Regions from separate parts of the Mus musculus genome. Here region 1 is linked to region 2. The links are chromatin loops, found by intact Hi-C in ENCODE. Cell type or tissue: heart. All regions are shown on one strand. Links, peaks and the distances in the headings refer to the core of each region. The heading gives the core; the rest is flanking DNA.

Evidence for each region. Peaks named below come from ENCODE experiments on the same cell type or tissue, not always from the same donor. Only the 100,000 strongest peaks of a DNase experiment are listed, where the experiment ranks them.
Region 1: a loop joins it to region 2, with 3 times the contacts of the local background. A loop is called at or near these places in 4 of 42 quality-filtered maps.

The regions. Positions count from the first base shown.
Region 1 is chr15:34,231,998-34,244,464 of GRCm38, reverse strand. Laptm4b (lysosomal-associated protein transmembrane 4B) reads right to left here and starts at 6,439. Exons shown (of 7, transcript NM_033521.3): 1 at 6,043-6,439. The coding sequence starts at 6,141. In heart, for the core only: a CTCF peak has its summit at 6,414; DNase peaks (open chromatin) are centred at 4,774, 5,584, 6,384 and 6,904; H3K4me3 peaks cover 2,930 bases; H3K27ac peaks cover 2,198 bases.
Region 2 is chr15:34,300,005-34,312,471 of GRCm38, reverse strand. Matn2 (matrilin 2) reads right to left here and starts at 5,791. Exons shown (of 19, transcript NM_001358780.1): 1 at 5,564-5,791. In heart, for the core only: a CTCF peak has its summit at 5,361; DNase peaks (open chromatin) are centred at 5,461 and 5,761; H3K4me3 peaks cover 1,258 bases; H3K27ac peaks cover 692 bases; H3K27me3 peaks cover 358 bases.

The sequences.
Region 1 (12,467 bases), core at 4,134-9,133, 69 kb after region 2:
TGAGATCTGCCTGAAAAGAACCTGCTACGTCTCATAGCTATAAGTTAACACAGCCTGACCTGATTTGTAGCCCTCTGAAACACCCTGCCATTTTAATCTTCTCTAAAAGCTGGCTAGCCAGACATGGTAGCCCATACCTGTACTCTCAGCACTTGGGAGACGGAGGAAGGAGCATCTGACACAAATTCAAAGCCAGCCTAAACCATATAATGAGTTCCAGACCAGTCAGGGCTATACACATACAGCGTGAGATTCTATCTTAAAACAACAACAATAAAAAAAAAATCCTATATAATATCACTCCTGTTTGTGACTTTATAATGGTTCCCCCACTGCCTAGAGAATAAAAATCCTGGCTCCTCAGCATAATATTTCAATCTTTTACAGGCTGAACAGTGCTGCAGACCCTCTGGGCCCCTTTGTCTGTCTGGAATGGGTCTCTGGGGCAGGTGGGCTTAGCTATGTCAGAATTCAATCTTAAAAGGCACTTATAATAAGATAATACTAAAAGAGAGCACGTAGATCCATACACCAGACTAACTCGGGAATAGGGTATGAGTATATGGGTTAAAGAGAACGCCAGACTCCAGGAGGTGAGTTTCCGTGAAACTCTCTGCCTCGTGAATGGCTTCCAGGCCTCTCGGCCTGTCAAGCTGACTCGACCGACCGGAGTGTGTGGCAGAACAGTAGACAGTAAGGACTATCAGTACCAAGAGTCAACCCCATACATGGCTCTGGATTTACTGGCAGTCATATAATCTGGCAGCTAGCAAGAAACTGTTAATCTTAAATGACTACACTGCCACCTATCAAGCAGGGTTGCTTTTGCGGACCAGGATAGCTGGATGTAGCCATGCCTGTTTGATCCCAGTACTCAGGAGGCAGAGGCAGACAAATCTCCTAGTTCAAGGCCAGCCTGATGTATAGTGCAAGACAGGACAGCCAAGGTTACCCAGAGAAACCCTGTCTCAAAACAAAAAACAAAAACAAACAAACAAAAAACAAATTAACAACAACAATAATACTAATAAATACAATGAAAGAAAAATAAAGTTAAAAGGGGGACAGGAAAGCCTGCTAAAAGGGATGCCAATTTCATAGGCAAAAGCCAAATGCATCAGGCTTGACCCAGCTGGCAAGGCTAGTAAGTCCAACTATCCTGACCTTTCACAGCCTGTAAGCTGATCACTGCCACCTACCCAGTGAATATATTCTAGATGAAAAAAAAAAAAAAAGGACAGCGTGCAACTGTCATAGCCATTTGTATTTAAAAGTGTATTCAGGGGGGCTGGAGAGATGGCTCAGTGGCTAAGAGCACTGGCTGCTCTTCCAGAGGTCCTGAGTTCAAGTCCCAGCAACCACATAGTGACTCACAACCATCTTTAATGGGATCCAATGCCCTCTTCTGGTGTGTCTGAAGACAGCTACAGTGTACTCAATTACATAAAATAAATCTTTTAAAAACAAACAAACAAACAAACAAGTACATCCAGGGCGGAAGCGACGACTTCCTGCTCTTCCAGTGGATGGATCTGAGCAGGTCCTCAGCACCCACACTGGGAGCTCACAACAGCCTATATTTCTAGCTTCAGGGACTCTCTTCTGGCTTCCAGGGATTTCTGCACACATGGCACAGATAAACACACATAAATAAAAAAAGTCTTTTTAAGAAGGATATCTGGAAGAGAAGGGGGTGAAGAGATGCTAAATGTTTAAGACAGATCAGTCATATTTCAGTAGTAAAGTGAGAGCTAATCAGAGCATTCTCAGAAAGAGAAATGATGGGCAAGAGACCCAAACAGAAAAGTCAACAAGATGCAGAGCTGTAATAAAGAGATTAAGGTGTCAGAAGTAGACAGGACTGGAAAGATGGCTCAACACTTAAAAACACTTAGTGCTCTTGGAAAAAACTAGGATTTGGTTCCCCGGACCCACCATAGATCACAGCTATCCAAGTGCCAGAGGACCTGTAACTGTGACCCTCTTTCGACCTCTGAGAACTGTATGCACATACACACACGCTGATGGACATTCATACACATAATTTTTTTTAAAGTAAAATCAGAGGCATTGAGCTGGAAAGTCTAAATGGATGGCCTGATATTCGAGTATGGGAAAACCTGGGCAGTGGGGAGTGTAGCAGAACCCTTCGATGCTTAAGACTTACATACAATGGCTCAACATTTGCCTAGAACCTAGCATATCTTCTTTTAGAACTCATGTTTCGCTTACTTATAACTAATAATACTATGTAAAATGACACATAATTATACTGTATTATTTAATTAATGATGGATTGCATACATTTATTACAGATACATCCCCAAACCCTTGAATACAGGGGACCAATTATTCTACTGTAATGGAGAGAGAGAAAATTCCAGAACACACAGCAGTCAATCAACTACACATTTCTCTCTTTCTCGAGGTTTTAATTTTAATAGGCTATTGTAAACTCACAGCTATCCTCCTGATTCAGTCTCCTGAGTGCCAAGAGCACAGGCATGTGCTCCCATACTCAGCTTAAAGGGTCTTTTTGAAAAAAAAAAAAATGGATGTCAGCTCCTATCTCACAGAAAAGCTAAAACCACAGAGCTTCAAGGGGAAAAAAAATCTTTATACCCTTTGATTTCATAGGATACAGAAAGTATTAACTTTTAAAGAAAAAGCTTCACAAATTGAACTTTTGAGCTCCTAATCACCAAAATGTCTCATTAAGAAAATGAGGCCTGGCATGGTGGTACACACATTTAATCCCAGCACTTTAGAGGCAAAGGTGAGTGAATCTGAGTTATGAGTCCAGCCTAGTCTAAAAAGTGAGTTTCAGGACAGCCAGGGCTGCTACACAAAAAAATCCTGTCTGGAAGGAAGGAAGGAAGGAAGGAAGGAAGGAAGGAAGGAAGGAAGGAAGGAAGGAAAAAAAGGGAAAAAGGGAAGGAGGGAAGGAAGGGAGGGAGGAAGGAGGGAAGGAAGGAGGGAGGAAGGAGGGAAGGAAGGAGGGAGGAAGGAGGGAGGGAGGGAACAGGGAGGGAGGGAGGGAGGGAGGGAGCATACAGGCTGCACATAGTCTTTAATCTCATCAGCACTAGAGGCACACAGCAAATCTCTTGTGAGTTTGAGGCCAGCCTGGTCTACAAAGCAAGTTCCAGGACAGCTGTGACTACATAGAAAGACCTTGTACAAGGTACAGTCTGGGACATTATAGTCACATGTACATATTTAACAAAAAAAATTGGTATCTAAGTACATAAATAGTTTCTACAAATTAATGAGACAGCCCAATAAAAATTATATGACATGCAATTGATTCATAAACAAAGTCAAACTCTTCCACATCACTCTTCATGAGGGACCTGCAAATTAAAGCAGTGTAGCACTACATGCCACTTGGAATGCTAAAATCTAAGACTGACAGCACCAAACACCGTGGCCCATGAGACCATCAGCACTTCATACACTAGTAGTAAATAAAACAAACTGGTAGAACTAACCAGATTGGAAAACTGGCTAGCACTGGGTAAGCCAAACATACCTCACCCAATGAGCAACAGCTCCACCCAATGGAAATACAAACGTATGTCTAGCAACATTGCTTAAGAATGTTCAGAAGAGTTGAATATACATATAATAGCCCCAAACTAAAACAGCTCCATGCACAACAAAGATGTGGTCTATTCACAGACTAAGATATGTTAAGCAGTCAAACATAAGCCAATTACAGATTCCAACACTAGGAAAGTAAAAAATCATGCCTTCTAAATGAAAGGAACAAGAAGAGAACTCAGGTGCACACCATAAGACCCTGTCTGTAGAGTGGCCTACGCCCCTACCCCAACACACTGACTAGGACCAGGAAGAGACAGAGAAAATCCTGTGAGGTTTCAGACCTTCTTAGGGATATGGATTAGTAACGTTGGTGTCATTGTCAATGAACTGTACAAGTAACAAGTGGATCTCACATATGTGAATGGAATTTATTAGAGGGAAAACTCTAGTAGCCAAATCAATGTTTTATTCCTGAAAACCTTTGATAGTCAAGGCAAAACAACAACTTTTTAAAGGCTTAAAGAAATACGGATTATCACATGAGCTGTAACCAAGGACTGTAAATAAACCACAAGCTCTTAGCCTCTAATTTCATCCCTAGAAAATTAAATTTAGCTTACTGAACACAGTACATAGCATGCAGGACCTAGTTAGTTAGTAAAAGGGTAATACTAGTAAGCCCTAGTCAGTAAGCAGGGATACGAAACACAAAATTTTCATTTGGAGCGGTCTGCTTTTGACACACCAATATAGCATGGTTGGATACCTGACAACTACAGGGCTCAAGTATTTCTCTCCCGTAGATCATGTAGTACGCTGTGTTGGGGCTCAGTCTACACTGAAAACTCTTTTTATACATGACCACGTGGCAGGTGAGACAGGGTGAGAAGATGGGGGGGGGGTGCTTGTAGGAAGGAGAGGTAGGTAGGTACCTCATTTTTCCTTAGGCCTTAGGCCCTCACCATGTTGACCTTTTTAAATGGAAATTAAGGTCTTAGATAACAGATTTGTATTTAAAACTATAAGGGAACTCAACTAGTGAACAAGAAATTTTCAATAGGAATAGAAAAGATTTCTATATAGATGTGGTGAGTACCTAAGCTTTTCTGGTCTCCTTGGAAGCGTATGCCTCACAAAGGGCAGGCTCTTACAGGAAAGGAAGCCTACGGAGGGGGAAGTCTGCTTTTGACACACCAATACAGCATGGTTGGATGACTGCCAACAAGACTAAAGTAGATTTATATCTCCCGTAGATCATGTAGTACATTTGCCTAATGCAATGCCCTAGATTTTACCAACTGCATCCACTGAAGCCCTTGCAAGCCTGCAGATCTGAACACTTCCAAGGAGGACACAGACATTTGCAGCCCACCTTCTGCCCTGACTGGCCATCGATAAAAGCACTTCCTGAGGCCACTTTCCACACTCCAACTATGGTTTTAAATTCCTGTAAATTCCTTGGCTTTAAGAAAAGTCAGGGCTGAGCCAATACATTAATGTTCAATTTGCATTCACACTGAACAGCCAGAACCCACATATACCAAAGGTCTGTTGGAAAGCTTTTAAGACTAAAAAATTCTATTATGCGGCCATAATGGACCCAACTAAAGAAAACTTGAGACTATAAATAGAACTGTAACATCACGTGGAAGGGGAATGCATTGTTTAAAATGGCACAAGGCAGTTTACAATTCAATACTGAATATCTTTTTAAACTATCAAAGGGAGCTAAGAATATGTTCTAACTAAAAAGTTTTATATGCCACTTAACTACCACTTTCAACTACATTTCGTTGTTCTGCAGCAAGTAGCTCGGATCTCTCTAAAATGATGTCACAAAATCCAAAATATTGAGGAATCCGACTCAGTCCAAGGCTGCCAACCACCAACCAAGGGCAGCCAGCGCCACAGGGCAAGAATCCATCAAGCTAACTCGCTGCCCCAGAGAATCACATGTTTGTTCTTGACACAAATGTGAGCGCCAACCTGAAGGCCATTTTTAAAGAAAACTAAATTTGCCCGCCGTGCCTATTCAGAGGGATCACCTGTCCTCGGGCAGGAACCTGAGTGGTTGTTAAGATGGCTTCTCCAAGCCAACTGGAACACAGGCACACTTGGGTACCTTCCCTGTGTAAGAGCTTTAAACAGGCGTACGCAGGAAAATCCTCTCGAGAGGAACAAGAATTTCCCAACCGTTTCTGCTCGGACGCGAACTCGCGAGGGCGAACGCTGTGTAGCCGTGGTGCGTCCCGGGGGTGAACATGCCCGGCCCGCACCTCGCAGGGCCCGGTGCCCCACCCCCCCCCGCCCGGCCCCACATGCCCCCGCCACTGCAGCCCGGCTCTCCCCGAGAATTAACTTTCTAATAATACAACTTTAGGCGGATGATCGCGGGCGGCCCCCAGACCGACGCCGACCTAGAAGCGACTTAGTGGCGCGGGGTGAGCGGCGCGCGTGGGGACCCCGGGGGCTCCCTCGACGCCAGGGCGCGCTCACCAGGTACCAGACGCCCAGCAGGATGGTGCCGGTGCGGACATGGCAGCACAAACAGCAGCTGTGGGAGTAGAACCGAGTCCAGGGAGCGACCATCTTCATAGCTCCGGCGCTCGTGGAAGTTTGTGAGAGCGTCGCTCGCTTCGTCTTGGGTCCGCTGCTCCTGCCCCTCTCCTTGGCCGCCCCGACCCTCGGACCGCTCGCCCGACCCTTGGCTCTGCACTGTACCGAGAGCTCCGAGTGGCCGCTGCGACGGGACACTGGGCTCGAAGACCGCGGCGACGCTAGGAGGCAGGGGGGAGGAGAAGCCGTGGGTCACGTGGCCTGCCCGGGCTCGTGATGTCACCACCGGCTCCAGCCAGCTGCGGGCGCTGGGAGCGCTGCGCCAAATAAATGCTTCCTTGCTGGACCCTGAGGGAGTCTCCAGAATTTTCCTCCGGAAATGGGGTGCACCTTTGGTTAGGATTCAGATTCATTCCAGCTGTGTTTGCCTCACATCTAGCTTGCAAATAACCGGTGAATGCTGTGCTAGGATTGTAGTTATCTTGCAAACTGGCGGAAGGAAGGAAAACTGCTTAGAATGATTATTCCAGTCAACTGCGGTACTTTGAACCACTGCGGAACCCGCAGAGAGCAATTTATCTCAGCTTCCCAGCTCAATTACTTTAGTAGCAATCTTTTCCCAGAAAATAGAATGTGTGTCAAGGGCATCCTCACTGTGCTTCCGTGGCATTTTTAATAATGACTGAAGTTCTAGTAAAACAAAAACAAAAAAACAATTACTGCCAAAAGATCTATGCAAGTCACAATACACAGCGTTGAAAGAGCCCAGGCAGAGGACTAGGGTCTGGGGGCGGGGGATGTCCCTCCAGCTGCTGTTTTGGATAGGATCCAAGTTTAGCCTTTGATGACCACAGTGCTAGCTAAGAAGCTCTGATAACTTAAATTAAAAGTTCGTGTGAAGCCGGGCATTGGTGGTGGTGCACGCTTTAAATCTCAGCAGTCAGGAGACAGAGGCAGGCCAGCGTCTATAGAGCAAGTTCCAGGACAGCCAGTCTAGTCTATAGAGCAAGTTCCAGGACAGCCATCCTAGTCTATAGAGCAAGTTCCAGGACAGCCATCCTAGTCTGTAGAGCAAGTTCCAGGACAGCCAAAACTGCACAGAGAAACCCTGTTTCAGGAAAGGAAAGAAGGAAGGAAGAAAGGAAGGAAGGAAAGGAAGGAAGGGAAAAAAAGAGACCATGTGAAAGTTTTATTTCAGGATTAGAACAAGAAATAAAATGGGTTCAATTTGGCCGGTCAGTGGTGGCGCATGCCTTTAATCCCAGCACTTGGGATGCAGAGGCAGGTGGATTTCTGAGTTCAAGGCTAGCCTGATCTACAGAGTAAGTTCCAGGACAACTAGAGCTATACAGAGAAGCCCTGTCTTGAAAAACAACAAAAATTTAAAAAAGTTTTAAAATGGGTTCGATTTAAATTAAAGTACATGTCAAATAAGATGAAAGATGGTTCAAGATTGGTTAGTTTCACAAAGACGTGCATCTACCACACTCTAGTTTAAACTTGGCTTCTATTCCCAGAGATACCACGTGTAGGTCCTTGAGCAAAGATACAAGCAGGATAACTGTTGTGGGAGGAATTGGAAAAGCTCGGTATTTGTTTCTTTTCTTCGTAACATTAAAGATAATTTTCTCTCTGGGATTGTCTATTGTTAGTTATGGGCTGGGGCTTTCCTCTCATGTGGAGTGTTATCTCAGGATGCAGGAGGCTCTGAGCTCCATCCTCAGGGTTGCAAAAAGAGTATATAATTATGCCCACAGCCATTAGTGAACAAAACCACAAACATTAGTATTCAGGAAAGGGATAGTAATACAGACTGAGGAATACTGCATTGAAAGACTCTGAAAATTCAAAATTAACATAGATACTGCCCTCTCTCTTCTTTTCCCACAAAGATTTCAAATTTATTAAGCAAATGACACATTGATTCAGATGAATTTTATATTTCAGAAAATTTACTATTCTAGATATGAAGTCACAGTAGCCAAATTGCTATAGATTTTAAAATATAGAATAGACACTAGCTGAAGAAAATGTGCGCAGGTGAAGCTTGGTAGGTAAACCAAACAGCTACAGGATCTTTGGAGTGCAAAAGATTACTGGAATGCAAAAGAGTGTTGCCGGAAAAACAAGAACTGGGCCAGGCATGGGGGCTCACATCGTTGATCCTAGCACTCAGAAGGGCGGAGGCAGAGGCAAGTAGATCTCCGTGAGTTTGATTCCAACCTGGTCTTCATGGTGAGTTCCAGGTCAGACAGAGCTAAGTTTAGAGGCCTTGTCTCCAACCAAACAACAGCAGAGAGAACTGGGCTTCTCCCTGTAACTTGTGTTTGGGGCTTTTTGAAGCAGAGACTCACTGTGTAGTCCTGACTCCCTCTGCTCTGTAGACCAGAGGGACCTCCAGATCTCCTGCCTCTGCCTCCCAAGGGCTGTGCATGTGCCACTGAGATTTGCACGATGCCACTATTTGCAGTACTGCCATTATTTGAGAAAGTGCTTTATTTTCATCCCTAGAAGCCTCAGGGCACAATTGTCCTTTCCTGTCCAGGATGCAGAGCAGCTTCCTGACCTCAGCCATTTTGCCCCGCAACTTGATAGAGTCTACTCTTCCATGCCTCACTGTCTTTATGTTGTCTTCTGTAAACAATTTAGATATTTTCCTCTAGGATTTTAGAACTGGAAACTTCTTTGTCTCCCAAAACCTTTCCTTTATGTTCCCTTCTCTGTTTTTTCTTTTTTCTTTTTTTCTTTTCGAGACAATCTGACTAAGTAGCCCTGTCTAGGCCTCCTTGGTTGACAGGTTGGTCCTTTGCTATGTATTGTAATGCTAAACACTGGCCCAAAGGCTTGGTTGCCTCCAGCAGGAAGAGAATCTGTGCAGAGACCAAGGAATCCTGTGTGACCTTGCCTCCCAAGTTATCCCTGATTGGAAAATAAAGATGCCTATGGGCTATAGCTGGGCAGAATTGAGATAGGCAGAATTGAGAGAGAGAGACACAGAGAAAAATAGACAGACAGAGAGAGAGAGAGAGAAGATGCTATGGGTTAAGTAAGTCATATAATCATGGCTATGAGGCCTGGCCAGCTGGAGTTAAGAACAACCCAGATGAAGCATGGCAAGTCATATTGTGGGGTTATTGACAGGGAAACAGGTATAACAGCATCGAGGGTACATACCTGCCCTGCTCTAGTGATGATTAAGGCTTGTTATAATAATAAAAGCTGTCTTTTATCCGGAACTGAATGATCAAAGGTGGGGTAGAAAAACCCCTTTTGAGATTAACACCTCCTACCTCAAACTCTCAAGAGAGCTAAGATTTCTAGCATACACTGCTACAGAGGATTCAAATCTTCCTATTATTAATTACTTTCAAAGCACATATCAGAAATCCAAACGACACAATGTTACTTTGTATACCTATTCTGTGAAGCATGAAAATGGAGATTATATAGATTCATAATACTATCCTGATGCCAGCCCCAGTTTGTCACCTCATCTGGTACTAATGAAAGAAAGAAACTAAAACTAGCTAGAAGGTTTATTCAAGGTCCATGACTCATGGGGCTGGCCGGTTAGGGGGGCTTTTTGGGCTTAGAGCAAAGAACAAAGGCTGTAAAGCCATCCCAGGGACCAGAGTAATGGACCACCTGCTGATATGGTTTGGGTTTTAGCCAGATGTCCTGCCGACCAAGATAAACACCCTCCCTTTAGAGTTACTATCACATACTGCTCTCTGATGTTTAAATTGCCCATTTGTGTTACTATCACATACTGCTCTCTGATGTTTAAATTGCCCATTTGTGTGTAACTGCTCCAATTCCTCCCCAGCCCCAGACCCTTTTTCAATAAAAACCCCTAGTTTTCGAGCCTCGAGGCTGACATCCGCTATCTCCTGTGTGAGATACATGCTACTCAGAATGTAGGAATGGGCGAAAACAATCTCCACTAGGTATTGACTAGTTTAGTTATAATAAAACTTCATGGAGATATTGCTTCTATCTGGACTTGTGCGGGGAGAGCAGGAAACTGAAGGAGTTAGACAGAGCCAGACAACTGTCTGAGAAAAAAAAAAAAAAAAAAAAAAAAAAAAAAAAAAAAAAAGAAAAGAAAAAAAGAAAAAGAAAAGAAAAAGGTTTACAGCAGCTCCCACTGACCTAGCTCTACCCTAAGAGTCTTCAGGATCACCACTCCAAGGCTGATGATTAAGAAAGCTCCCATTTTCCCCAGGCGTAGGGGTGGGGGACTAAAGAAATGGCTCTGTGATTAAGAACAGATACTCGCCCTGCAAAGGATTTGAATTCAGTTCCCAAGACCAGTAACAGGCAGTTTACAAACACTTTACAAACAACTCCACAGCGATCCAATGTCTCTGATATTGAGGACATGTACACACACACACACACACACACACACAAATAAACATAAGTTCTTTAAAATGAGGTACTGCTTCCCCAGTGTGTGTTAGAAAAGATATCTGTGACCTGTGCCAGGAATGTGCCTTTAAATGTCTTCTGCATTGTTGAAAATACTGCCTTCCTCCTCTAACGATAGTTTTTAGGTCAAAAGTTTGGAGTCTAGCAGCCCCGTCAGCCTAGACTCAGTCCCTTATCCAAATGTGCCAATTAAAGAGAGATGATAGTGAAAGGCAGAGAGAAGAGCTTCATCGTAGTGACCACACTTGGAGTAGGGACAAATCGAGGAGTCCAGAGATCCCAGGTCTGTCTGGGCTACTGACATGAGCTTTAGATTTAGATAGAAGGAAAACTGGGGCATAGTTAAGCAGTCTTGGTCAAGACGTAGTCTCCTAATCATAGTCTCAATTCTGCTCCTGGAAGTCGTGTAAAGTTGTGTGAAGACATTAAGAGCATTGGCTGTTCCTACAGAACAGGTTCAGTTCCTAGCACCCACATTTGGTGGTTTCCTGCTAACTCCAGTTCCAGATCCAACACCACCTTCTGGCCTCCATGGGCATGTAAATGCACGAGAACACATATAGACAAGCAGGTAAAAACTCATACACAGAAAAATAATAGAAAATTTAAAGAGAATAAATGATGATTGATTCCAAGCCTTCATCCTAGCCTCAGTTTCCTGTGTGTGCACCTGAGGAGTCATGCTGCAGCCTCCACTCCAACTACTCCTCTGACTCCTTCTTCAGTGACTCCTCCATTTTAGACAAAGTATCATAAATTCCAGGCTGACCTCAAACTAACTACTTTGTTATCTTGAATTCCTGATCCTCCTGTCTCTCAGCCCAAGTGCTAAGATTGGAGGTAGTACACAGTGAACCTGGACTTCCTGTGTTCCAGTCATTTTACCAATTGAGCTATAGCCTGGCCCCTGAAAACAACTTCTTTTTTTTTTTTTTTTTTTTTTCTGAGACAGGGTTTCTCTGTATAGCCCTGGCTGTCCTGGAACTCACTTTGTAGACCAGGTTGGCCTCGAACTCAGAAATCCGCCTGCCTCTGCCTCCCGAGTGCTGGGATTAAAGGCGTGCACCACCACGCCTGGCTGAAAACAACTTCTAAGTGTCTGTTTTACTTCTAGATGAAACAAAGGAAATCTTAGAGATCTTCATGCATCCTCCAAATAAACCAGGGATCCATTTCCTGAGCTGATTATCAGAACTTCAGAGTATGACCTATGAGACCAGAGCAGGTTGTTCTGAGTTCCCACACCCTATAGGATAGGCTTCAATTTCTAGTTACGAATAAGTTTCTGTTTCCTAAACCTGATATGCCTTGCAAAATATGTTTTTGAACCTACAGTTGCTTGGGTCTGAGAATTGGGGAATAATACACTATGAAGACCAAGTTTGAGGCCGCAAAAGCATCTTTTTTCAAAAAGCTGATCTATCAGAGAGATGACTGTGTTCAGGATCCAAACCATGCCAGTGGTGGGGGCGCAGGACAGAACAACCTTTTAAGAGAGAAAGCTGAGGATTAGGAGAGGTGAAAGGCATCCAATCAAGTTTATGTATATCTCACACCTGGTATTTCATGTGGCTTTCTTTTTTTTTTGTGGGGGGGGGTGTCCCTTGATGGGTATGCTGGAAGCCCCTCCCCGTCCCTGCTGAGAACTAACCTATGAAGCTGGAATATTGTGGTTTAAGTTAATCCAGGCCACCTGGGGCCAGAAAGCATTTGTGGGCTTTCAGCTGTTTCTTAGAATTTAGCTTAGTACAAAACAAAGACTGTGGAGAGCCGCGAGCAATCGCGTGCGTGCTGTGAGCAATCGCCATTATAAGATGGCGCTGGCTTCCACTGCGCCTAACTAGTAAACAAGCCTTATGCGCAAGTGCAAGAGTGAACTCACGCCTAGTCACTGCCCAGCTCACTGCGTAGTAATGGGGTGATGGGTGAGCAAC
Region 2 (12,467 bases), core at 3,096-8,095:
TAACTAGGGGACGAACATGAAAAGACGTTCAAATGTTTATTGTTAAAAAAAAAAAAAAACACAGACAGTGGCACCATGAGGCACCATGAGAAACCTGCTAGGTAGCCACCATAACACAATGCCTGCCATGTTGAGAAGATGCAAGGACATTGGAACCTTCATGATTTGTTGGTAAGCATGCAAAGCGGTGTGTCATTCTGGAGCACAGTTGACAGCTCTTCATAAAGTTATAGCTAAATAACACGGGAAAAGGTAACTCACTGTCTCTATTCACCCACACTTTTAGCACCAAAGGCCACACCCTAAGAAACCCTTCAAACCCCAGGAAAACAGAAGCGTTGTCCTCTCTGAGTCCTGACCCTACACACTTAGTCAGAAGACAAGAGCATCCATCCACACAATAACTCTTTCCCGGATGCTTGCAGAGGTTGTGCTTTCCAACACTGAGCATGAGAGTGACCCAATAGATGGTCCGCTGATGAGTGGGAAACACACACTGAACTCCTACTGAGCAACTAGGGGTTCTCTGCTAGCCGAACCCCAGCACGACACCAAATGAAAGCAGCAGACACAAAAGGACTATGCTCTGAATTCTCTGACTAGAGGAAATTCAATAAAGGCAGAACTACATAACAAGAGTAGGAAACAAACCAATGGGCTTGTGGGTAAGAAAGGGGAACCAGCCATAGAGCAGCCAAAGGGAAAGAGCTAGGAGGCTATGGGAACATTTACGTTATGGTTATGATGGAGTGACATATTTGTTGAAATTTACCAATCATACCCTTTAAAATTAATGAATTCCACTGTATGGTAAACTTCAAAAAAGCTATTTATAAAATAAAGAAATGGCATTGAAGAAGAGCAGGAGGAAGGGTTGAAATATTGTGGAATGGTGTCTTCTGGGCATGGCCTGGCTATAGTATGGGCGAACTCTCAGCAGTTCTGGTTACCTATACAAGACCTGCACAGGGTTGGGTGGGCCTGTTAATATCCGCCCCACCCCCTCCGACCCCGTGCAGGGGAGACAAGCTTCCAGACCCTGCCCCTCCCCAAGGATCTCTAAGTAGCTAATGGTTGTTGGGAGAGAGAGAGACATTTTATTCAGTGGTGTAGCCATTGTAACTTACCCCATATTTCTGTAACCAATCTTAAAACACACACACACAAACCCAGAGAGAGAGAGAAGGGGGGGAGAGGGAGAGAGAGACAGAGAGAGAAAAGAGGGTTGGGGTTGGGTCATGCACCACACAGTGGGATCAGGAAGGGAACAAGAAAGGATAATGGGGGCAAATATGGTCTAAATGCATTGGGTATGTGTCTGAAGAGTTGTAATGAAACCCATTACTATATTCACTAATTTATGGTAATAAAAATAGAAAAGATACTATATAAATACATAATAATGGCAATATTATGTAATATAATTATAATCAGACAATATGGATTTTTCACATAATAATAAGTTGATGCATGTCCTCAAGTCAATGGTACTTTCTTGGTTTGGCATTTATAGCTCTTGGCATCTCAAAAATATGTAACATCCCTAAGAGGAAAATTAAAAGACTTTTAAGGACAGTCCTTTCAACTCTGAGCAAATGAGAGCTTTTGTGTGAGAAACTGCCTCCAGTGAAGCAGCAGGGGGCACAGAAAGAATGTTTTGAAATAATGCAAGGCTTTGACTTTTGTTTTAGCCAATTGTCTCCTTTCCATGAGACAATGGGTTCTTTTAGGAAGCTTTACCAAGAGGTTGGGACAGAGAAAGGAGGCTGCTCTAACAGCTGGGGACCTTCTAAGCATCACTATCTGAGTCACCAGAAAAGTAGGGTCCCTCCAGAGTCAAGAACAAATGAGCTGTGGGTCTTGAGAGATCTGGCTGTCTATATTCAAGGGACCTCACTTGTGTGTCACAACTCTCTGGTATGTAATGAACCATCAGTAAGAGGCATGACAACAAAGTGGTATCTCTACCTAAGCATGACCCACAGAACCCTGCTCTCCTAAAAAAGTCTATAGCCAATGCTAAGCCCCATTCACATAAGAAAAGGAAGTGGCAGGCTGGGGGGATGGTTCAGTGGGTAAACTGACCCATGTGGTAGCAGGGAACGAACTTCCACAGGTTGTCTTCTGACCTCTATGTGTGTGCTAACACAGATACATACACAAAATACATACAATAAAAATGTAGATAATTAAGAAAAAAAGTAGGGGCTGGTGAGATGGCTCAGCAGATAAGAGCACCCGACTGCCCTTCCAAAGGTCCTGAGTTCAAATCCCAGCAACCACATGGTGGCTCACAACCATCCGTAATGAGATCTGACTCCCTCTTCTGGTGTGTCTGAAGACAGCTACAGTGTAGTTACATATAATAAATAAATAAATCTTAAAAAAAAAAAAAAGAAAAAAGTAGAAAGAACATTAATGTTAGCTTAGTGCCTATGACAGGTTAGGCAGGGAACCAAGTATTTTTGCTTGATCCCCACCAAAGCAGATAAGATCTTACTTTTGAGAACAGAACGCTAAAGTTTATAGCTAGAGACCCTCCAAGGCTTCAGAGCTAGTTGACTGGTAAAACAATGAAGAAACCCCCCCCCCGGCCCCCCGAAACCTCTCAGGCAATCAGAGAGATGACATCAGTTCGGCAACTGTGTCCTTCACTCTAAGTATTCACATATAATCAGGCCATGCTGAGACTAAATCTCAGAGCTGGGCCTTTCCTATCTTCCTTCCACCTATTATCAGAACTGCCATCTCCTGCATGGCCAGCAAACCGGAAGCCAATGCATGCTAGAACATAAAGACTACCCATAGGCAGCTCGACACTTCACACCCTGGTTATTACTGGGTTAACCTGACATGTTGTCTGTGACTTCCAACTAGAGGTGAAGATGGGCTGCTGACTCAGCTAGTCCAGCAAGGAGCTCATCTTCTCTTCCTCAAGTCCTTTCATGGTCAGAGTGACTCCTTGGCTTAGTAGCTGTCTACACCTAGACCAGTTTCCATCTGCCCTCTGCATCCTGACCACATTCAGGAATGCACACACTTCACTTTTTCCTCTCGGCTTCCTTCCTGTCTCCTAACCTCTTCCATGGCTGCAGCCAATTTTGCAGTCTAGGCCTTACACACCCAGACTCTCTGAGGCACTGCTAAAATGAGCTGGAGTTCTGAGAGCTCTTGGAAGAGCATCCTGGCACTGTTTCCTAGCAACACGATGTACACCACTCTCTGGGGTATCAGCCATCCCTAGAGCTGTGTATGTCATCCCCCGTGTTTGTTCCCTTAGACAGGGAAGGAAATCCCGCTTAGCTTCCCCCAGAGAACTGGGACTCCCGGGAAAGGAGATTGTGCATGGGATAGAACCAGCAAGCAAATGCCAGAGCAACTTCTGGAAAGGCCCTTGCTGGCGGGGCTGGTGTTACCTCTCCATTGAGCTCTATCTATCCCAGCATCTCCTTGGTCACTGCTCACTCACTCAGCTTCCCCTGAGACCAAGCTTTCTCCCCCTCTTTCCTTCACACTCCCATATCTCGGTGCCTTCTCTCAGTTACCAATAAGAACTGCTTCTAGGCAAACTGGAAATTGTTTTTCAGACTCTCCAGTGGCTCATTTTTCTTCCTTGTCTTTCAAGGAGCAACATCTCTTTGCCTTTCTTAAAATCTTGAGCCTCATTCCAATTGTCTTTTTTTTTTCCCCTTTTGGTTTTTGGAGAAAGGGTTTCATGTAGTCCAGGTTTGTTTTAGAGTTACTATGTAATCAAGGATGATTTTGAACTTCGGACCCTCCTGCCTCTCTGCATTTCAAGTGTTGGGTTATAGACATGCACCACCATGCTCAGCTTTCACCTAGCCTTTTGCTGTCAGACATGCGTGGTCTTAGCTAATAGGAGTTTGACCTGCCTGTTATCCAAGGCTGTCTCAGGTTTCAATTATGCTATGATATCCTCAGCGATGAACTTCAGGCCCCATGCCTCTTGACCACCTGGGTCTGGACTCTGGAAGCCAGAACCTCCAAAACCTGGGTTTATAGAAGAGATCTGGCTGGTTATGTGGGGGTCTGAAGCTGAAGTCTGTCAACTGAAATGAAAGCAGGAACAGAAGGGAGATAGAAGATGAAAACCTGCAGCCTTTCCTTCTTCAATGGAGTTTCTAAGAGAACAAACATTAGAGGAAACCTTCTAAACAGAATAAACAGGAAGCTTAGAGGAAACCTTCCTGGCTACAAACTCACCTTGGTATCTTGGCTGGCTTTGTGAAATTATCACTTTGAAAGAAGGCAGGGCCGGGCGTAGTGGTGCATGCCTTTAATCCCAGCACTCAGGAGGCAGAGGCAGGCGGATTTCTGAGTTCGAGGCCAGCCTGGTCTACAAAGTGAGTTCCAGGACAGCCAGGGCTATACAGAGAAACCCTGTCTTGAAAAAAAAGAAAGAAAGAAAGAAAGAAAGAAAGAAAGAAAGAAAGAAAGAAAGAAAGAAAGAAGGAAGGAAGGAAGGAAGGAAGGAAGGAAGGAAGGAAGAAAGAAAGAAAGAAAGAAAGAAAGAAAGAAAGAAAGAAAGAAAGAAAGAAAGCAAGCAAGCAAGCAGGCAGGGAATGTTCTCGAATGGACATTTGCACAAAAATTCCACTAACACATATACATTATCTGCCATCTTAGAGCATCCCTCAAAAGGTTTTGTCCTAGAATTAGGGAGGGGATGAATTCAGTGTTCACACAGATTCCTTCCTTTTCTAGAAAGGTGGGTAGCAGAGTTCACTAGCAGTAAGAGACTTTTAGAACTATTCTCTGTACTTCAATGAAATCTCATTTAATCCTGTAGGCATTATAATCCCCTCTAGATGCATGAGAAAATTGAGGCATTGTGTTGCTGGTTGTCTCCAAGTACTCCAGCCTGTAAACTTGGCAGCTGGGGTTTGAACGAGGCCTGCTGATTCCCAAACCTCTGTCCTTTACCCTTACAGCTTCGTTGTCCATTCCTCAAAGGCTAATGGGAATTGCATCCTGTAGATGCACTGTGGGAGCGCCACAGTGATTACTGTACAGTATCTCCAGAACACCAACTCCGGGAGACCTTACAAGGGTTTGTCCCCATATTTTTCTGTCCTCTCCCCAAACTGTCGTCCAGTTTTCCAGCAACACAAAATGCCCTCTTCTTATCCCTCTTCCGAAATACAAGGAAGCCAGAGCTGGACACAGAAAGCAAAGGAAATCTAGATGACACTGGTCTTGAGGTACCAGCCTACAGGAGGAACCAAGTTATTTTCTACCTGGTAGATAGGATTGTCACTGCAAACCCACTCAACAAGTCCCTATTCCCTGGTCAGTGTGGAGGGGTTCTGAGTGTCCCTGCAGCGAAGCACAGCGCCCCCGCGGGGCCCTCGGGTACTACTGCCGCCCCATGTGTCCCGCGCCTGGCCCGGCGTGGCGGGACTTCTCCCGGCCGAGGGGACCTGCAGCGCCGCCTTTCTCTCCCACTCTCCACAGGGAGACAGCGGGTCCCCCAGGAGAGGGACAGATTTTGCGTCTGTCGGTCAGTGGGTCATCTGCTCCCGGGTCAGCGCGCCGCGCTCACCTGCAGCCACCGCCGCCGACACCCGGGAAGAGAGACAGGGGAGCAGCTGTGAGTGTCAGTCTCCGTGGTCCGCCGCCTCGCCCCGCAGAGGACCGCAGAGCTCCTTGGGCACCGATCCCCGGACGCGAACAAGAATCCCGCGCCAGCGCCGTGTCCTGAGAAGCCGCCTTCAAGTCCCATCCCAGTGCGCTCTCCGCGCTTGCTGGCTGCCTGGGAGGCTCCCTGAAAGGGCGGCGCGAGGAGGCGGTGCCGTACAAGGGTTGGAAGCGGGCGGGCGGAAGGAGGGGTGTCCTCTTTGGGGACGGGGAAGGCGGGGAGAGGCAGCAGTCAGAGCTGCCCCACGCTACAGGCAGCCCCCAGCTCGGGGCCAAAGACGCTCTCCTTGCCTGCTGCCACCCTCAGACTCCTGGTGCATCCCTAGTCCCTGTGGAATGAATGGATCTCCAGAGGTTGGAGTAACTGGAGACTTTAGGGAGCGTGTGGGTCTGGGGCGGGAGTGAAGTGGGGTGAGGGTTTCCTGGTAACAGGAGACACAGCTGGAGTCATATAACATGAATTGAGAATCATTTTCTTCGGGAGGCATCCATGGAGCACGATGATGAAGAAAGAAGTGGTGAGACTTAAGATGACTGATGACACAGCCAGAAGTTGTCTTGGCAGTCTAGGACAGCCCCACCAGCGCCAATTCATATTACTAGTATCCACTGGCCCTGGACCAGCCACTGGGATGGGAAAGGCCATTAAGATGCTAGTTCAGATCAGACTCAAAAACTTAAATCTTTCCATGGGTACTTTGTTCCCCATTCTATGAAGGAACAAAGTATCCACACTTTGGTCTTCCTTCTTGAGTTTCATGTGTTTTGCAAATTGTATCTTGTATATTCTAAGTTTTGGGGCTAATATCCGCTTATCAGTGAGTGCATACCATGTGTGTTCTTTTGTGATTGGGTTACCTCACTCAGGATGACACCCTCCAGATGCGTCCATTTGCCTAAGAATTTCATGAATTCATTGTTTTTAATTGCTGAGTAGTACTCCATTGTGTTACAGAGACAGGAGTTACAGAGACAAAGTTCGGAGCTAAGACAGAAGGAAAGACCATCCAGAAACTGACCCACCCGGGGATCCATCCTATATACAACCACCAAACCCAGACACTATTGCATATGCCAGACAGATTTTGCTGACAGGACCCTGACATAGCTCTCTTGTGTGAGTCTATGCCAATGCCTGGCACATACAGAAGTGGATGCCCACCGTCATCTATTGGATAGATCACAGGGCTCCTAATGAAGGAGCTAGAGAAAGTACCCAAGGAGCTAAAGGGGTCTATAATCCTATAGGAGGAACAACAATATGAACTAACCAGTACTCCCCAGAGCTGTGTCTCTAGTTGCATATGTAGCAGAGGATGGCCTAGTCGGCCATCAATGGGAGGAGAGGCCCTTAGTATTGCGAAGATCATATGCCCCAGTACAGGGGAATGCCAGGACCAGGAAGCAGGAGTGGGTGGGTTGGGGAGCAGGGCAGGAGGAGGGTATAGGGGGCTTTGGGGATAGCATTTGAAATGTAAATGAAGAAAATATCTAATAAAAAATTATAGAAGGCAAGATTTCTTTTTTTAAGCATTTATTTATTACTATATATAAGTACACTGTAGCTGTCTTCAGACACAGCAGAGGAGCGTCAGATGTCATTACGGATGGTTGTGAACCACCATGTGGGTGCTGGGATTTGAACCCAGGATCTCCAGAAGAGCAGTCGGTGCTCTTAACTGCTGAGTCATCTTTCCAGCCCAGAAGGGAGGATTTCTATAACTTCCTTAAGAGAGGAAACATTACCTGAGATAGTGGCCATCCTAGGAGAGACAGAGAGAAAACAGGACTGATCAGTAGCAGGGAACCGAGCTAACTCCCAGACTCTGGGATTACCAATCTGGGATGGCAGGATGCTACAGCAGACCAGACATCTATCTCCTAATAAAAACCCTAATTCTGGGGCTGGAGAGATAGCTCAGGGCTTAAGAGCACTGGCTGCTCTTCAGAGGTCCTGATTTCAGTCCCCACCAACCACTTGGTAGCTCACAACCATTTACAATAGGATCTGATGCTCTCTTCTGGCATGCATATGTACATGCAGATAGAGCGCTCATAAATAAAATAAATCTTTTAAATAAAAAAACAACAAGCCGGGCAGTGGTGACGCACCCCTTTAATCCCAGCACTTGGGAGGCAGAGGCAGGCAAATTTCTTGAGTTTGAGGCCAGCCTGGTCTACAGAGTGAGTTCCAGGACAGCCAGGGCTATACAGAAAAACCCTGTCTCGAAACAAAACAAAACAAAACAAAACAAAACAAAACAAAACAAAACAAAGCAGCAACAACCCTAATTCTATCACCCAATTGCTAAGCCAATACACCCCCATCCAGATTTTAACAAACCATCAGAGAAAATCAGAACTAACTAGTTTCAAATCTTAGAATACAAACAAATGTCATCTACAAGACCTATTCTGCAAGACCTATTTCTATAAAGAGCTCCAGGTCTCAGCCATGGGGCTGGAGAGATTGCTCAGCAGTTAAAATCATTAACTGTTCTTTCTGAGTTCAATTCCCAGCACCCACATGGTGGTTCACAACTACCTGTAATGGAATCTGATGTCCTCTTTTGGTGTGTCTGAAGACAGCTACAGTGTATATACATAAAATAAATGAATAAATAAAATCTCAGTCAAGGCCACTGTGATGGTGCACACCTTTAGTCTCAGCACTCAGGAATAAAGATGGGTCTCTGAGTTTGAGGGCAGTCTGGCCTACATGGTGAGTTCTGAGCCAGCTAGGGTGACATAGAGAGGCAGTCAAAAACAACAAACAAACCAACAACACAATAAAACCCCATAAAACAAAGGGTTAACACATTCTGGCCTTACTGCCCAGAAATAACCAGGGCCTCATGGCCCTGTGTTCCTTACCTGAACCTTGGGCCACAGGCTGCTGCTGACAGCCTGCACTGGTCAGAAATTTCTTCTTCAGTCTTTAGAAGAAAGAAGATGAAGGTCAGAAAACAGAACAAAGTCTCCAGGAAATGTTTGGTCTTGGATCCCACAGCAGAAAATTCTTCCTTACAGACAGTGAAAACACCCAAGAAGTTGGAAAAGCTAAGTTATAAATTATGGAAACATATTTCAAATGTGTGTCTATCCCAAGATACCCATAGGATCCAATAATTTACCAGGGAAACAAATAGCTATTTGGAAATCCTTCCAATTTTAAGAAGACTCTGACTTACTAATGATCCCATTATTTGGTCTGTGCCAGCTAAAGTGGGTGTTTCCCCCCAGGGAGTTCTATGGGGATTCTTCAGAATAGGAAGTCTGTGGGTGGAGCAAGGCTGGGGGCCAGGCAAATGGGTTAAATGAGTTGCTCTACTTTATGGGATATTCTTCAGGTGTGCAAAACAACAACAGCAACAACCAAACCAAACCAGACAAACAAACACCTCAGCAAATCAAACAAAGCTCGGTGTCCTGATATGCACAGTTGGAACAATGATTTACCTCGCTGGTACCTTGTGTGTAGGGCAAGGGGATAAATGCAAGTTACTGAGAAGGGCTGTCGGAGGGAAGGGCCAACCAACTCTGCCTTCTGTGTTTGAGGCTCTACTATGGACTCAAGGAAACCTTATTCAGAAGGAACACTGTGCTAAGGTGTCTAGTTCATATGGGGACCCACATATGCACACAAGAATGAAGGCAACAGTATGCTAGACCTCATGAGATAACTGATCACACATTTGTACCTATGCTGCATATCATCTGTCCATTCCATCTCTGCTGAGGGTCTGTGCTGGGGTCCATCTTACCTACTTGATACAGGTAGTCCTGAGCTGTATTTAAAAAGCAAGCTGAGCCGGGTGGTAGTGGCGCATGCCTTTAATCCCAGTACTTGGGAGGCAGAGACCGGTAGATTTCTGGGTTTGAGGTCACCTGGTCTACAAAGTGAGTTCCAGGACAGCCAGGGCTATACAGAGAAACACTGTCTCGAAAAAAAAAAAAAAGCAAGCTGGACTGGCATAGCAACATACACCTTTTAGTCCCAGCACTTGGAAGGCACAGACAGGTGGATGTCTAAAGTTGACGTCAGCCTGGTCTATGGAGCGAGATCCAGGACAGCCAAAGATACACAGAGAAACCCTATCTTGAAAAAACAAACAAACAAACAAACAAACAAAAGCAAGCCCTGGAGAGATGTAGTGACCAGGGTTTCTGCTTCAGTTCTTGCCTCCCAGTGCCTGTCTTGGCTTCCCTCAGTGGACTGAGACCCCAGTTATCTAGGCCAAATAAACCCTTTCCTCCTGAAGTTGCTTTTGATTGTTTATCGCAGCAATAGAAAGCAAGCTAACAAAAGGTTTATTTGGGACTGGGGGTGGGGGTGGGGGCAGTAATTTCACATAGGCCTTAAACTTATTAAGGACTCAATATGGATGTTTTTCAAGATTTATTTTTTAATGTGTGTGTTTTGTTTTGTCTGCATGCCTGTCTGTGCACTGCATGCATGCCTAGTGCCCTTGGAAGTCAGAAGAGGAATCATCAGATCCCCTGAAGACTGGAGTTATGGATAGTTTTAGGACACCATGTGGATGCTGGGAATCAAACCCAGGTCCTCTGCCAGAGCAGACAGTGTTCTTAATTGCTGAGCTATCACTACACACACACACACACACACACACACACAGAGGGGAGAGGGGAGTGGGGGATGGGAGGGGGAGAGGGGAGGGGAGAGGGAGAGAGAGAGAAAGAGAGAGAACACTTATTTTAGACAGGTTCTCACTGTGGTTGGCTAGGAACTCACCATGCTAGCCTCAAACTCATAGGTCTCTTCCTACCTTTTATGCTGAGACTAATGTCTCAAACACCAAGTTTGAGAGATTTTTAAATAGACACATCGACCCACCTTAGAGAAACAAGGTTATAGTAAAAAACATTTTATAAATTCTGGTGCAGAATTTCTTCCTGCCTTGGGCCATTTATGTTCTCGGATGAAACACACAGCAGGATTTTTTCTCTTCCTGCTCCTTTCTTGTGGTCTCTAGCCTGGGAAACTTAATAAGTGTTTTTAAGTATACATGGAAGAATAAATAAGAAAGAGAAAAAAGCCATCATGGGAGGGTAAAAGGGAGCCGCCATGAGATAGAGAATCGAGGAGAGCTGCCAGAGCTGCCATGGGCCCAAAGGGCTAAAAGCAGCCTACATAAACATAGTAATTAATAACTTGGACTATGGATAGGAGGTGGATTCTAACAGCATGGAGGGTAGGCAGCTGCCCACAATTGTGCTGCTTAAGGTATATTAAAAATATAAGGCTGTGTGCCTCTTTCATCTGGAAAACACAAATGGCGGGAAGAAACCCCAAGCTGGAATTTACAAAGTATTTTTTACTCCATGAGGTAATAGGGATCAGTTAGGGAAAACTAATATAGCAAGTCAAAAATTTGTTGGAGAAACACAGCACATTACAAAGAGAGTTCAGATTTTGTTTTGGTGTGTGTGGAGGGAGATGCTTAGCATTAAGTAGTGCATGTAGCAGCCAGGGTGACCTTGGTGTCATTCCTCAGGTGCTCATACCTTGGTTTTTGAGACAGGGTCTTGATGTGGCCTGGAACTCACTGGTTAGGCTAGACTGGCAAGCCTGTGAGCTCCAGGAACCCATTGTCTCTGCTTCCCCACTGCTGGGAATGCAGGTGACACTGCAGGCACGTGTCACCAGGCCTGACTTTTTTTGTTGTGGATGATGTAGATGTTGAGGGTCTGATTCAATTCTTCGTGCATGTAAGACAGACACTTTACAAGTGAACTATCTCGGAAGCCCATGGATTCCGAGGTGTGTTTTGTATTATTTTTTTAAGGACTAGACTTTAATTTTTAATTATGCTTATATGTGTGTGTGTGAGTGTGAGTTCGTGTATGAGTGCAGTGTCAGGAGGCCAGAAGTAGGTGCTGGATTCCTGAAACTGAAGCTATGGGCAGTTGCAAGCTCCCCGGCATGGATGCTGGAAACCAAACTCTGGTCTTCTTTAAGAGCAGTAGGATAAGAGATCTTAGGCTAGGAGGCATTGTTCCAGCTCCCATGGATTCAGATGTTGTTATGTAGTCCAGAACTACCTGTAAGGTCCTGCAGATGAAGTCGGGCCTTTTACTTCTTTATAAAACCTGCACTACACCTTGGAAGTGGACACTTGGAAGAGGATGCAGAGTAGTCTTTAAACATAGGACCTGGATTGTGGAAGCATCTTTTGGAAGCAGAGTGTTGGCTTTTCATCCAAACTATGATGAACTGGCCCATGACAAGAAGCCAACAGTCTCATTGCTGTGACACTCAATTACCCATCATTCCTCAAAGACATGACTCAGTCTCTATCTGCTCTGGCTGTCTGGTGCTAAACCAAGTTGGGAGACCCTTGGGCAGTGATAGTATCCATCTGTCCTATAAGATCCCCAGCACTGGCGGAGTTCAGTAAGGATAGACTCAAGAATAACAAAATACCAGATGTGATGACTTTTCCAAATCCTACTTTGCCATGAAAGCAACTGTAACATGGTTAGTACTGGAGTCCAACAGAAGAAACACTACAAAGAGTTAATGGAAAGAGTAACATGATAGTCCACTGAGAGTCACACTGCATGAGATGGAGAAAAACATTTGTAGTGCAATAAAGTGAACAATTTCATAGATAGTGAAGTCTCCAGGAAGCAATGGAAGATGATGTTACAGCCACATTTCTGAAGAGTTTGAATGAGTTTTTATTTTTTAAAAAAGATTTATTTCATGTATATGAATGTTTTGCCTACATATGTGTTTATATATATGTACACACACATACATGTGCTTATATGTTTATAGATACATA